Linked DNA regions of Mus musculus: region 2 is linked to region 1. The links are chromatin loops, found by intact Hi-C in ENCODE. Cell type or tissue: heart. All regions are shown on one strand. Each heading gives the region's core, and the rest is flanking DNA. Links, peaks and the distances in the headings are about the cores only.

Region 1 (7,774 bases), core at 1,274-6,273:
AAGTACACTGTAGCTGTCTTCAGATACACCAGAAGAGGGCATCAGATCTCATTACGGGTGGTTGTGAGCCACCATGTGGTTGCTGGGATTTGAACTTCGGACCTTCGGAAGAGCAGTCGGGTGCTCTTACCCACTGAGCCATCTCACCAGCCCTTTTTTTTAGTATTTTAAAAATTTTTGAATTGTGTGCACACACATGTGCAGTGCCCACAGATGCCAGAGCTGAGCATCTGATCCTCTGAAACTGGAGGTCCAGATGGCTGTGGGCTACTTCTGGTGCTCTGGCACAGCACCAAGTGCCCTTAACTTCTGAGCCATCCCTCCAGCCCCTGCTTAGTTGTTGTTTTAAATCAGGAATGGATACTGGGTTTTGTCAAATGCTTTTTCGTTAACCACTGTAGCCCTGGCTGCCCTGGAACTCACTATATATCAGGCTGGCCTTGAATTAGCAGAGATCCACCTGGCTCTACTTCCCAAGGCCTATTATTAAAGGTGTGCCTCACTATGCCAGGCTATCTTGTTTTGTTCTTCACTTTTTAGTATGCATAAATTACCTTGGTCAAAATTTAAATACAAAGTCAAGTTTGCATTCCACAGATAAACCTCAACCAGTTATGATGTATTATTTTATATAGAGAGAAACTAGATATCCTTCATTTGAGATGCCTAGAAACAGTATTTCATATGTCAAAAAAAATTGGGGAAATGGACATTTTATTGGCTGGACATTTTCTTTCTTTTTTTGTTTTGTTTTTCAAGACAAGGTTTCTCCGTGCAGCCCTGGCTGTCCTGGAATTCACTCTGTAGACCAGACTGGCCTCAAACTCAGATATCCGCCTGCCTCTGCCTCCCAAGTGCTGGGATTAAAGGCGTGTGCCACCACTGCCCAGCTTGGCTGGACATTTTCAATCCCAAAGTAAAAAGCCTGAAACTCTTTGAGCACCAACCATTGTTGGCACTTAAAAAGTTTTGGATTGGCTGGATTGATGGCTCAGTGGTTAAGAGCACTGACTGCCTTCCAGGGGCCCTGGGTTCAATTCCCAGCAACCACATGGTGGCTCACAGCCATCTGTAATGGAATCCGATGCCCTCTTCTGGTGTGTCTGAAGAGAGTAACAGTGTACTCACATACATAAAATAAATGAATAAATCTTTTTTAAAAAAAGTTTTGGATTTTGGATTAAGAATGGTCAAACTTTACCAGCCTTATTTTGCTAACACATTTTTAAAACGATTTTTTAAAATGTATCTTTATGGGCTGGTGAGATGGCTCAGCAGTTAAGAGCACTGACTGCTCTTCCAAAGGTCCTGAGTTCGAATCCCAGCAACCACATGGTGGCTCACAACTATCCGTAATGAGATCTGACTCCCTCTTCTGGAGTGTCTGAAGACAGCTACAGTATATTTACATATAATAAATAAATAAATAAATTTTTAAAAATATGTACCTTTATGAAAAATATTAGTTTGTTGCTTTCTTGTATTATTTTTGCCAAGTTAGGTAGGAGTTGAGAAATACTTCAATTTTCTGTATAAATTCATGTAGATTTTTAAAAACACATTTTTTTCCTTAAATGTTTAGTGGATTCCTAGTAGAGCCATGTAAGTCTGAAATCCTTTGAGTGATTTTAATCTAGAAAGTGAAAGCTTTAACAGGCTTAGAATTGTTTAAGTTACCTACTTCTTGAGAAAGCTTAGTTTGTATTTCCAATGAATTCATTCGTTTAACTAAGTTGAATTCACTGGGAAAATGTTCACAACAGCCTTTGGTCATCCTTTCAATAGACATTTCCCTTATTTGTGATCTCAGTAATTTTTCTTTTTCTTACTCAATTTGGCCAGTGACTTCTAAGTTTTACTGACTCAAAAAATCAGTTCTTGTTTCATTGATTATTTATTGTTTGTTCCACTGCTCTTTGGTATTTAATCTTCCTTAAATTACTTTGCATTTCATTTTTCTGATTTTTTAAAAGATGAACACTAAAGTCACTAAATGTGATCAATTTCCTACTAATGACTTAATACTACCCCATTATTTTGAAATTCTATATTTTTATTTTCAGCTCGTACAAAACTACTACCTTTGATTTCTTCTTTGACACATAAAAGGATACTATCCTTTTCCATTCAGAAACATTTTTCACACTGCTAATTTCTAGTTAAATTCATTGTGATCAGATAACATGCTTGTTTCATTGCCCAGATGTTCTAGGTTAGTAATTCTTTACACACTTGGAAAATATGTGTATCTGCTAATTAATACTAATTCTGTGCATTAATAGGAATTGCTCTATAAATGTTCATTAATTCAAGATGACTGACAGGGCTATTTAAGTCCTCTATATACTCTGTGATTTTCTGGATACTTATCACTCATTGAGAAAACAATCTCCAACTATCTCAACTTCCAATTTGTCTCTCTCCTTTTGGGTCTATTAGCTTCTCAGTTAACACACTTTATAAATTTGGCTTTAATCATGTTTATAGTTGATACATCTTTTTTTTTTGTTTTAAACTAAATTTTTTTTTGTGTGTATGACTTTTGCCTGCATATACCTATGTGCACCACATGCATACTTACTGCCTACAGAAGTTTAAAGAGGGCGCTGAATCCCCTGGAACTGGAGTTATAAGTGGTTGTGAGCCGCCATGTGGATGCTGGGAATTGAACCCCAGCACTCTGCAAGCACAAGAGCTCTAAACCACCGAGCCATCTCTTCAGCCCTGATGCACTCTTTTTATGATTTCACCCCTTCATCATTATAAAATAACTTACTCTTGGGCAATATCTTTTACTACCACAAGAGAATGTGTTGGTGGAGGAAGAGCACGGATTCAGTTTTAAATCTGTATGTGTTCATACATGAGGTGGGATCACGAGAGACCACAAGATGCAGTTCCAGTTAAAATGGTCTTGGAATGGCATCTACTACAATGCCATAAAATTGATCTATAATTACATGATTTAGAAATTTCCACTTGTCCTAGGTCATGCCAGCAAGAGTTTATGGTGTCAAGTTTCACTATACGCTGTAGTGAATTGTTCATGATGTTTCTCATGATGTTTTAGGTCTCTTGAAGGCTACCAAGCCTCCAATTCCCTACTTTTTCCTTTTGCTTTCAGATTTATTTTCCTTCTAAATAATGAGATCTGAAGCCACCAAAAAATAAAAAATCCCTTCAACTTCATTCCAGTAATAACATAAAGTTACCTGCAACTGCAAGCCGTAGCTACTTCCTCCTCCCTGCATCTTATAAGTGATTCTCTTATAGAAAGGTGCCATTTCTATACCAACACTACATATCCTCTATCTGGATGTGACTTGACTGTCCTACTATTCTGAGACAGTACTCCTCTCCACTATACTGGAAAGACTTCACTCTTTCCCATTGGCTTTAGGCTGCTCAAGTCTCCCATCTAAGATCATGTTAACACCACACTGCCCTTTCAGCTCCCACACTCTTCTTCACAAATCTCCTCAGTTACCTACAGGTACCATCTCTACTTCATCAGTTCTTTATTCCTCCAGGTGTTATCCAAAGCTTCCACTTCACCATTTCTAGGAAACTACTGTCTCACCTACCACGTACCTCACTGTATACTAATGATAATCTTTCATTTCTTTTCTACTTGACTTTTTAAAGAGCAGGTAGCGCCCCCCCCCCCCCCAAGGCGTATTTAATAGCATACAATCCTGGGACAGTTAAGATGTTGATTTGGGCTTAAGGATCCATTTTTCAGTCCAAAAGCACAAACTCTACCCAAGGCTCTGCAACTTCATATGGCTTCAGAAACCTCGGAGGTACAGAGACGAGTGGGGAATCCCATGACTTTGCCTCACCTGAGATGGACAGCTCTAAGTGTTTGACATCACACGGGATTCTGCGTCCAGTGCTGCCAGGTGACTTTTGTATACACGTTGTGAAGCTTTCTCCCGCCCCCTTTTAAAACTACGTTTTTCGGTCTTAATTCTAGCAACTAGTTCATCCTCCCCCAAACCTGTGTGGACCAAAACATAAGTGTCTGTGGCTCATAGGCTGGCTGCTTGTCTGCAAGATACCCTCCTCTCCTAAACCGGGCATTAGGGACACTTAGGGTGGGCTCCAGGCCTCGCTTTACCTTGAGGCGTCAGGCGCGAGCGGCGGGCTCTGGGGCGGTCCGCAGCGCGCGCCCAACGTCCCGCGACGCTCTAGCCACCTAGGCTGGACCTGGGCCAGCGGAAGCAACCAGATGAGGTTAGGGTCAGATGGCGACAGCCCTACCTCCGTGCCTCCTAGGAGCTTGAGGTCCGTAGGATCGCACCCTCTGCGCCTGCGCCTGCTGCTGCTGCTGGCTCTGCAGAAACACGCGCCCTTCCGCCTGCTGCGTCAGGGCGGGGCCGCAGCGTCGGGACGCAACTCGCTCTCTGATTTACGTCACGGCGCGGGCGGAAGATGGCCGGGTTGTTCGCCCGCAGCTGCTAACCCGGCAGTGCGGAGCTGGAGCCTGGCTCCCGCTGCCGCGGAGCGGCCGACGCCATGTCGCTGCTGCAGTCTGCGCTGGACTTCCTGGCGGGCCCTGGTTCTCTTGGCGGAGCTGCGGGCCGTGATCAGAGTGACTTCGTGGGGCAGACAGTGGAGCTGGGCGAGCTGCGTCTGCGGGTGCGGCGGGTCCTGGCCGAGGGTGAGGCGTAAGGCGTCGCCAGGCCGCGGGAGGCAGGAGCAGCCCAGGAGGGTCGCTGCTGGGGTGTGGTTCGAGTCAGGGCGCGTGACGGTCACCGCTTTAAGCAGGGGCAGCAAGGAGGATCGTGTCCAGGGTGTGAATCAAGTCTGAGACCTAGAGAGTCACGACTGAGGTGTGGGTCAGATCAGGGCCGCAGGGAGTCATCTCTCCGGGCAGGGTCTGCGGGAAAAGACACTGCTGGGATGTAAATCAGGCCATCGCTATGAAGGGCCACTGCTGGGGTGTGAATCAGGTCGGAGAAGGGTCTTGCCAGGAAGAGAGACCACAGGGGCTTGTGGGTTAAGGCCTTTGGTGGTGATTGCAGAGGATAGACTGCTTCGGGTTGCACACTTACTTCCTGGTGGGTAGAGTTAGTAGTACAAGGGTCATGCTAGCAGGTGGTTATCCAGTAAAGGAGGCTTGGGTCTGGAAGGACCACCTCTGCTTAGGGTCAAAGCTGTATCTGGGGCATATACAGAAAGATTCAAAGGTGGAGTCAGGTCAGAAGGTGAGCACAGTCACTCTGGGGTCATAAGCTGTTATTCATTGTATCATATCCAGCGTTGTTGTTGCATCCCGAGGACTGTCTTGAGATGGCAGTGTTTGTGCTGCTGAGTTCTGGGGCCTGTAGAGTCTTCCCTTGCTTGATGAGGTAGAGGATAGACTGGGGCCCTACAGTCTTGTTTTCTTTTATAGCCTAAGTGCCTCACCTATTGAGTTTTTTCTGTAGTGACCTCGTATAAGGTACAGGAAACAGAGCCCGTAGCTGTAACCTTTAAGAACCTTGCTTGAGCCGGGCGTGGTGGCACCCGCCTTTAATCCCAGCACTGGGGAGGCAGAGGCAGGCGGATTTCTGAGTTCAAGTCCAGCCTGGTCTACAGAGAGAGTTCCAGGACAGCCAGGGCAATACAGAGAAACCCTGTCTCGAAAAACAAACAAACAAAAAGAACCTTGTTTGATAGACAGTTCCATAGTTCTGTGTCTTGAGGTCAGTCTGAGTTTGTAGCTTCCTCACACAGGCTCTGTAGTCAGCTTGTGTGATGGAATCGTGTTTTCTCTTTTATGATTTTTTTTTTTTTAAGATTTACTTTTTTAAAAAACTGGTGTTTTGCCTGCCTCCATCACTGGACAGTATCTATGTGTACTGCCTGCTGAGACCAGAAGAGGACATTGGATCCCCTGGAAATGTAGTTAGAGACAGTCGTTAACCTCTGTATGGTTGCTAGGAATCCAGTGTTGCTCTTCTCCTCTGCAAGAGAATAAATCTTCTTCAGGCACTCACTGTGCCTTTTTATTATTATTATTATTATTAATTTGTTTATTTTGTTCATCAGTATCTAGGAGTATGCCAGATCTCAGGTTCAGGGAGAAGAGTGGCCTGACTCAGGTCTGAAGTAGCTCTCAGGATTGGAGAGTCATCTTGTTAAGGTTGTCCATGACAATTGTGATTGGTAGGAGCAGGGAACTTGTTTAACATTCTTTCTTTACTATGGAAACGCAGAGGTGATGTTTTGATAGTAGCTTGTCATGCTTATTCTCCACTGCGATTGTGCATAGATTTGGATGTGATTTTAGTAGAAGACCTGTGGTGCTTTTCCCGCCAGAGATGAGTTTAGGACCTCCACTAACAGTCTGATATGTGATATTCCCTTTCATCTGTCGAAATGACAAAGATGGTGCCAGATCGGCTTGTTCATTCTGAAGATACCAGGAAGTTGCCTTAGTTTTTCAAAAACTTCAACCCTGAACTGATGGCACAGGCCTGTAACCCTAGCTTCTTGGGAGTTTGAGGCGGGTAAATTCCAACTTCAGGGTCTGCCTGGACTACAGGTAGAATTCAAAGCCAATCTGGGCAAGTTAGTAAGATGCTGTCTTGAAAAGTAAAAAAGGGCTGGGATTTTATAGTTTAATGGCATAACACTGGCTTAACATGTATGAGGCCCTAGGTTTAATCCACAAACCAGAAGGGAAGAGAGGAAGAGAAGAGACGGACGGACTTGGTTTCCTTTCTTATAGAATGTAAAATAAGACACATATTCAGCTAGTAGAAGGAAGAGGCAGCTTGGGTGCGGCAGTACAATAAATAGTGTGAATTCCAGGGTAGCTGGAAGGCCTGCCTCTATAATAGGGAGCCAGGAGAAGATGGCTGTGTGCTGTACCCACCTGGCCAAGAGGCCATCTCTAGTGGGACGTGGTTCCAATTGCTAGGAGAGGGAGGTTGTGTAAAGCAGGAAGCTTACTCAAGCCACATCTAAACCAGGATGAAAAACCAGGAAGTATGGGCAGCCACTGTCTCTGCAGAGAGCAGTTCTTTCCTGCTCTCTGACCCAGCCAGGAATAAAAATAATCAGTGCAATTGTAAGCCATAGTTTTCTTCTTCTTCTTTTTATACTTAATATGATATTTTAAGGCTTTTTTTTTTCTGAATTGAGACAGTAAGGAATCTGTAGTATTTTGCATAGATTACTTAAATGAGTCCTGAGCAGCAGCCATAGGCCATGGGCCATTGGGATTTATGTTCTCTCACAAGAGTATGAGGGAGGCTCTTAACAACTTCAGAACTTTTCTGGTTCACAAAGATGACCTTATATCATGGGATGGTCCCAGAGAGGCCGAGAAAAGTCTCTATACTCAAATAAATTGCTCTGTCTCTAAGTAAATGAATAAATATCCTCATTGTAGGCACATTGCTTCTATCAGTTTATATCAGGTTTTGTCACAGGAATGTATGATAAACCAAGCTTAGTTGTCATACGGTTTTTATAGTTATTATTAATTTGATACTGGAATGTGAAATAAGTTGTTAGGCAGAACCATAAAGCCATATAGCTTTTTACTCATTTTGGAATTTGTCCTAAGTCTTCACTAATTTTATTTTTAAATTTATGTTTGTGACTGTGCCCATGTGAATGCACTGTGTGCAACCATGATATTGGTGGAGGTCAGAAAACGGTATCTGATCCCCAGAAATTGGACTTAGGGAGGGTTATGACCAACCATATGGTTGCTTGGAACCGATCCTGGGTTCTCTGCAAGAGCAGGAGTGCTTTTAATGCTGAGCCATCTCTCCAA
Region 2 (7,774 bases), core at 1,238-6,237, 62 kb before region 1:
GGGCCGCCACCCGCCGCCCAACACCAAACGTGGCCATATAAGGCCAGGTTGGGCTCAGTGCGCCCGCGCTAGTGGCGGGGGGAGGAGATGCGAAGCCTCAGAGGACTGGTGGACAGAGCAAGGACAGTCCTGAGTGGCCAACACACCCAAAGGGCCCGCCTGGCCATCAGTCCTGCCTAACCATAGGGGAGCCCAGCACTGTGCCCCGTGACACTGGAACACAGTGGCCAAAAATCTACGGGCATGTATCACCCATCAGCTCTGGGTGCCCTCTGCCAGGGCTAGGTCTAGGGCAGAGCTCCCCAGAAGACGAGTGATGTAGCCAAGCCATAGTGTGGTGTATCCTGCAACAACATAGTGTGTGACCCTGTGGTCTAAGATCTTCCACCTTTACTGTAGTGATGTTCTGTGCTCTGGGGACTCCCAGATGGTAGACTATGCTACCTGTAATTGATAAGCAAGCCAAGGGTCCAGAGCTGGGTCAGCTGAGGGCTGGATCAGAGCGAGCTCCAATCACCAAGATATCACCAATGTTCTCTATATTCAGCTAGGCACTGTGTGAGTCTCTGCAAGTTCCCAGGGACCCAATTAGGTTTTCTGCTCCCACAAAGAGTCCACTCCCCAAGAATCTGGGGGAGGGGTGACAACCACCTGCTCTCCATCTAGATATGCACCTGAAAGTGTGTTTATGCAAGATTATGAGGCTGTCCTGGAAAGGACCTAGGCAAGGCCAACAGTCAAATGATTCTGGGGCCCTTTACATGAGGTGTCAGCCAAAGAGGGTGAGCTGGGGGTATCTGATTGTGACTAGGTAACCCCAAGAGTGAGGTAGAGGCATGTAAAACCGACAGTACTTCAGGTTAAGGATGGGGGTTGGGGGGAGGATCTGCTGCGATGGAGCAGACAGGGAGGGGAGGAGTGTGCCAGGCGGGCACTGTGTGGCAGAGTTCAGGGCTGGTGGGAAAGGGGCGGCGCTGCAGAGGCCAAAGCGCCAGACTGGGCGCCAGGACTCACCTCGCGCCGCCTCAGCCGACGGGAGGGCCCCCAATAGCAGCAGCAGCAGCGCGGGGCTCCGCGTCATCTCGCCGGTCGGACCTGAAGCAGGGGCGCGGTCACTGGGAGCTGGACTGGACGCCACTCAGGGCTCAGGCCCGCAAGACCCAGGTCGCGGCCGCAGAGCCAGGGTCCGGCCCCCCTCGGCGCCGAGCTCCAGGCAAAGGAAGCGAGGCGCGTAGACGCTGAGCGTATCAAAGGCAGACAAAGGGTTTACACTAATTACCAGCCGCCCCCGCCGCCCCCTTTCCAAACACCGTCTGGATTCCTGGCGCTTGTAACTCGGGCCCTGCCCGCGGGACACACAACACCGAGCGGCCCCGCAGATAATCGCCTGCGCCATTAGCGGACAAATTTGCGCTGGGGGGCCCACGTGGGGCTCAAGGGGGGGCGGGGCGCGGGGCAGGGCCGCGGGCCCCACAGGAGCAGCTACGGCGCGAGCCCGGCTCCCGCCCCGCACAGTGATCGCGGCCCTGCCCTTCGCGCCCCGCACTCTAACCCATTCCAGCCCTCCCTCCGGGGGTCGCGGACGTACAGCCCGGCTCACCTCGACAGGGATCAGCGCGGGGGCGCGCAGCAGGCAACGGGGTCAGAGCCGGGCCCCTGAGCAGCGCGACGCGGTCATCGCTGCCCCGGGCGCCGCATCCCGCCCCCCGCGCCCCCGGGCCCGGCCTGGGCGGGGCGGCGCTACCTGGGCGCTGGCGGCTGGGGCCGGGCTGGGGCGCGGGGCGCGCTGTCCGCGCGGATAAACGGCGAGGCTTGGCGAGGGCGGGGAAGAGGGGCGGCGGGGCGAGGGGCCCGGGGCGCCGCGCCGCGAGGCGTCCTTCCCTGCGGGGCTTTGTCAACTCTCCCGGAGCGAGCGCGGAGCAGCCCTGAGCTCCGCCCCGCACAACTTCCGGCCAATCTGCGAGCCCCAGTCCGCCCCGTTCCCCGCCCCTCCCCGAAACTTTGCTCCAATCCGCACACGTGCCCGCCAGGCTCGCTGCTTAACCCTCGCAGTGCTTCTGCCCTTCAGGCTGGCGGCTCCCCGGAGCGCGCCCAGTCGGCCCTGCCTCGCCGCGCCCCCGCCCCTGGGCTCTGGGAACGCGCGGTCCCGCTAGCCTGAAGACCAGCTGATGGCCGCGGAGCCCACTCGGTATCTGCACCAGCTAGGCCCCTGGCCCCCAGAGCTGGCCGTTACTGCACTGTCTCTACTCCCGGCTTTAAACAGGAGGAAGGGAGCTGAACGGAACCTTCGAGCTTTTGTGAGTAGAGAGGCCGCTGTGCTGCTCTGGTTTGAGGGCGGGGGGTGGGGGGGTGGGGGTGGGGGGGTAAGGTGCGGGGGGGGGGGGGGAGATGGCGCAGATCTCCAGTGCTGGAGTCCAACGAAGCCCTGACTTGAGCATCTAGTTGTACCTAGGACCTTAGGAAGGCTGAGAGGGTCCTACAGCCCACCTGGATACTTCTCTGCACCTCACCTGCTTTGTGATAGTAATCAACACACCCTTTTGTCTTTGCTACTTAGCAAGTGTCTTGCTGTACCCCTGCACCCATCAAACAGAAAGACTGGTGAGTTTCCCAAACCTCACTAGCTCCCTTCAGCAGCATCCTGATCCATCCCCCGCGATCTCTCCAGACAGCTTCCTGCCTACCCTCACTCACCAGAGCCAAAATTCATCAAAACATGAGTCTTGCCAGTTTTCTCAACATAAATCCCATAATTTTTGACGCCCCGGTAGTGCCTCCCAAGAGACCACTCCTAAGCTCCGCTTTCAAGGACCCTGATCCAAACAACTTTTCTTCTCTAAGCTAAGAAGCACCCCCTCTTTCCGGAAGCCTGTCAGAGAAAAATGAAACCGAGGAATAGCCTAGTGTTCCTAGCCCCAAATTCTGTTTCTGGGCTAGTGTGGGCAAATGGAGGTGAACCTTGTCTCCTCTGCATGAAGGTCCAAGTACCCATCTCAACTGCAACGCTGTGTCTCAGAAGCAGCCCATGGAACTTTCTCTGGGCTACCAGAGAATTTGGGCTAGTACTGGGGTCACAGAAAGCATTTAAAACAGACAGAGTGGGTCCTGACTAGTCTGAGTAGGTCCTGGCTCCACAGAAAGTTTTGTGAGGAGATGCCACCGAAGCATGTAGTGCAACAACATTGTGTTGCTGCCAACCAAGAGCAGTTGTGTGTGGAGGTGGCTCTGTAGTGTGGGGAGGTTAAAAGCAAATGAGCCCAATGGGCAGAAAAAGGTAGGCAATGGATTGAAGTTAGACGGGAAGGTGCAGAGACCACAGGTGAGTGAGGCTTGTTCAAAGACAGGTGTGTCAGTACAGGTGTGCCAGGAAGGGAGAAACACTACTCTATGCTTCCCTTCTGCCTGGCCACTAGGCCCTAAACCCCTGGTCACCACCTCCAGCCTCCTTCACCTTATATGTTCCCTGCTGAAGAGACCGCCGCCCCCCCCCCCCCAGCCCCCAGCCCCCAGCCCCCGCACCTGTTCCCTGTGGCCCACCTGCCCAGGTTCTCCACTCCTTACCCCTGCCCGGTGAAAGAACACGCTGCCCCCTGGCGGAGGTGATAGGTTAGGCAGCTATGGAGGGAATTTACCACCCCAGCCCCGCCCCGCCCCTCCACGTCCTGCCCGGTGCTCACAGGGTATCCACTCCTGCTGTCCGGAAACCGCTGCGCAGCTTTGGAACCTGGCTAGGCTCGCCTCACTGCTCTTTGGAACCCGAAACCGGAGTTGCAAGCCCTGCCCCTTTAAAAGTGAAACCTAGGCCGTTGGCCATTCCCTGTCCATTCGACAATCCCACTCCAGAGCATCACAAGTTTGTTTGCAGCATCTGCCAGCAGAGGTAAACTCTGCGGTTCCTAATTCTCTGTGATCCTCATTCTCTGAGCCCTGGTAAGACCAGGCTCTGTGATGGTCTGGAAGTGCGGCTGAACAAGGTAGACAATCAACCGTACTGAGGATAGCTCAGGATCAGCTGCAGAGGCTGAAAAGTGCATATGCCGCTAAAGAGACCTGCAGAAAACTGAACTGTAGTAAGGATTAGATTTGTACTCTCACCTGAAATAATTAACAGTGACAAATATGTGTGGAAGCCACTGAAGACATGAGACAGGCACTTCTCGGGAGATGGCTGCCAACAACTGTCCTCAACAGCCCAAGGCAGAGCCCAGGTGAGATGCAAGTTAGAGGGCAAGAGGACAAAAATCCACTGATTTCCAGAGACTTAAGAAGAGAACCCCATCCAGCACCGAGGGCCTCCAGAAAGGACAGAGAAAACAAGCGTGGAAAATTCTAGAACAGGAAACACTGCGTTCAGTCAGACAGTGTCCACAGCCCAAGTCAGACCCCGAAGTTCAAGTGCAGTTGCTAGAATCTAAAAATAAGCTTTCCTCAGTTGAAGTGGGGGAGACTCACCCAGACCAAGTAGTTCTGCCCCTTCCTGATGATGTGTGAAAATGAGACCCAGAGGATCCCCCAGCTTCCAAGTGACCCAGCCATATCCCAGAAGCATGTGCAGAAATAGAAATATTCAGCATAATTCCAGATGTCCAGGAAAAGAAATGTGGAGTTATAGCTCAGATGGGGAAGGTGGACAGAAGCAACAGGTAGCAGACTTAGAAAGTAGAAACATCACATGTTTTCGGTGATTATTTCTGTTGCAGAAAGCCAGGAGTGGCCAGTCACCCCAGTACTCAGGAGACTGAGGCTGAGGGTTCATGAGTTACATAGGACAACCTGGACTGTAGAGGGAGCCTGTGAGTATGGAAGATGGGGTGCTACAAAGAAAATGGAGACGTTGAATACAATCATGGGAGAAAAATATCTTGCAACTACAAATCTAATTTCGTTTTTTTTTTTAAGTATTTATTTATTTTATGTCTATGAGTACACTGTAGCTGTCATCAGACATACCAGAAGAGGGCATCGGATCCCATTACAGATGGTTGTGAGCCACCATGTGGTTGCTGGGAATTGAACTCAGGACCTCTGAAAGAGCAGTCAGTGCTCTTAACCACTGAGCCATCTCTCCAGCCCCACAAATCTAATTTCTATGTATGGAATTAAGCTCTTGAAATTAAGATGGTGGATAATTGTCAAAGCAAGGGTTGCTGGGCTTGAATGCAACAGAACTGTGCAAAGAAAGCACAGGAAGATGGCTGGGTGGAGTGACCATACCCCACACATATGAAAATTTAAAACATGCAATCGCAATAGCACAAACTCTGCAGACAATGGAAATAGAATGTAATTATTTTCTGCTTATGAAGTAATATGAATTGAAGCTAGACTGCAAACAGGCTAAAAGGCTTAGCAGGAAGCAGAGTTTGATGTCATTCTTGTCCTAACAACTCCAGTGTCTACACCAAAAGAATGGCTGGGGAATCAGAGTTCAGACTGGGGTCTGGGCAATATAGAAATACCCCATCTGGGCTGGTGAGATGGCTCAGTGGGTAAGAGCACCCGACTGCTCTTCCGAAGGTCAGGAGTTCAAATCCCAGCAACCACATGGTGGCTCACAACCATCTGTAATGAGATCTGACTCCCTCTTCTGGAGTATCTGAGGACAGCTACAGTGTACTTACATATAATAAATAAATAAATAAATAAATAAATAAATAAATCTTCAAATTCTAAATGAAGTACTTTATAAAAAAAAAACCCATCTTAAAACGCAAGTTTAGTCTAAATTCTCTAAACCATCAGACAATTTCATATAATGGAGTAACACAGGGGCAAAGGTGAGAAAAATCATCCCAGAGAAGAAAGAACAAATGAGAAAATAGAAGACAACAAGATGTCAGATATACACCCAATTTTATCTATAATGATAGTAAATATAAATATTCTAAACACCTGCAATAAAATGCATAAAATGTCCAGATTTTGGGGGCAGGGGCGGGGAAGACCTCTCTCCAGCTTCAAAACTGACTTTGCCTCCAAAAAGCAAAAGGCAAGGTGATGGCCACGGTGACACAGAAAAGCACAAGACAGGCTCAGCACCCCTTCCTGACTCCTAGAATGGACTGTCCTCTGACTAGGGACAGAAGAGCATTTCCTTAGCTTGGCAAAAGGTAGCTACCAACATAAATAAAAATGTAAAAATAAATAAATAAATAGATAAATAGGTCACACACACACACACACACACAAAAAAAACCCCTAAAACCCAAAAAACCTATAATCAGCCTCACACATAACTGAAAGATAACTAATTTTCCCTAAAATCAGGAACCAGATGCTCCTGTTCAGTCCACCTGTGATCCTTGCTGAGTGCAGAATCACAGGGAATATCCAAGGAAGTGGTGGGACACACCTGTGATGCCTTGCTGAGGCAAGAGGATTATGAGTTTGAGGCCAACTTAGGCTACACGGTGAGACCCTACATCGAAAACAGAGAAGAGCGAGAGATAAGATTGGAGGGAGGAAGCAGAACATTCAATATTTGTAAAGGACAAGGCGAGCTGTATGGACACTTCTGCGTCCACCATGCCTTGTATGTGCCTGTCGAGATAGAAGATCACGATAGAAAGATCCATCACAGCAGCAAATATAACATGGCTGACACTCGTGCTAGCTGAGTGTGTAATGTGACACCACCATTGTGGAAATGCCTCATGGGTTCTATCTAATATATGCTGTAGCCATCATACTCCCAGACCCACGACCAACAGAAATGAAGGCACATGCACAGGTGTCCACAGCAGCTTTATTCCCGACTGAGGCCAGGCAGTGTTTGGGAGTCCTCTGAAAGCCCTGAGAGGCCACTGCATGAGGCTGTGACAGTGAAGCTGGGTTGCTATGGAAACCCCAGAATGTGAGAGATGCTAAGCCATGAGGCATCTGTCAAGAAGAGTTACAGGCAGGATTTGGAACCATCCCCAAAAGAGAGATGTATGTTGCAGCAGCAAAGTCAGAGAAGCTGAGAAATCTAAGCCCTTTAAAACTAAAATCTAGCCGGGTGTGGTGGCGCACGCCTTTAATCCCAGCACTGGGGAGGCAGAGGCAGGCAGATTTCTGAGTTTGAGGCCAGCCTGGTCTACAAAGTGAGTTCCAGGACAGCCAGGGCTACACAGAGAAACCCTTGTCTCGAAAAACCAAAAAAAAAAAAAAAAAAAAAAAAAAAAAAAAAATTTAAATAAAAAAATAAAAAAACTAAAGTCTACAGGACTTAGTTTTCCTTACTAGGGTTCAGCCTTACTTTGGTCCAGCATTTTCCCACTATACCCCATTCTTCCCCTTTGGGATGGTAATGTATATTATATCCTTGTAGTTGGCACATACATACATATATACATACATATGTGTATATAACATTACTTTTTGATTTTGAAATTGTTTTGCATTTCAGAAGAGACTCTGGGTTAACAGTATTAGATATTTAAAAAAAACAAAACAAAACAAAAAAAAAAAAACTTTGGGAAGTTGGGTTAAATGTGTTTTGCATCATGATATGGCCACGGGCTGATGGGGCCCAGAGGATGGAATGTGGCGGTTTGAATTAGAAATTTTCTTTATAAGCTCAGACATTTGAATACTTGGTCCTCAGTTGGTGGTGTCATTTGGGGAGGATCACAAAGAGGTGCAGCCTTGCTAGAGTAACTACTCTACTGGAGGCAGGCTTTTGAGAGTTTATGCCCTCACCCTACTTCCAGCTCACTCTCTCTGATTTGTGTGTCTGTTTGAGATCTGTTTCCTGCTCCTAGGACTATGCCTACTTCTTACTCCTCTGCCTTCC

The links. Hi-C counts contacts between places; a loop is a spot of excess contacts. Peaks named below come from ENCODE experiments on the same cell type or tissue, not always from the same donor. Only the 100,000 strongest peaks of a DNase experiment are listed, where the experiment ranks them.
Region 2: it touches region 1 in a loop (5-fold over the local background); 2 of 42 quality-filtered maps call a loop at or near these places.

What each region holds. Positions count from the first base shown.
Region 1 is chr5:108,626,390-108,634,163 of GRCm38, reverse strand. Gak (cyclin G associated kinase) reads left to right here and starts at 4,387. Exons shown (of 28, transcript NM_153569.2): 1 at 4,387-4,663. The coding sequence starts at 4,519. It overlaps Tmem175 (transmembrane protein 175), which reads right to left and starts at 4,354. Exons shown (of 11, transcript NM_001163532.1): 1 at 4,264-4,354. In heart, for the core only: no CTCF peak of the experiment used is centred there; a DNase peak (open chromatin) is centred at 4,383; H3K4me3 peaks cover 2,491 bases; H3K27ac peaks cover 1,729 bases.
Region 2 is chr5:108,688,359-108,696,132 of GRCm38, reverse strand. Fgfrl1 (fibroblast growth factor receptor-like 1) reads right to left here and starts at 1,904. Exons shown (of 7, transcript NM_054071.2): 1 at 1,601-1,904; 2 at 1,015-1,238. The coding sequence starts at 1,081. It overlaps Gm42151 (predicted gene, 42151), which reads left to right and starts at 2,067. Exons shown (of 2, transcript NR_168910.1): 1 at 2,067-2,297. In heart, for the core only: CTCF peaks have their summits at 3,596 (motif pointing left) and 4,795; DNase peaks (open chromatin) are centred at 1,982 and 3,622; H3K4me3 peaks cover 3,088 bases; H3K27ac peaks cover 1,791 bases.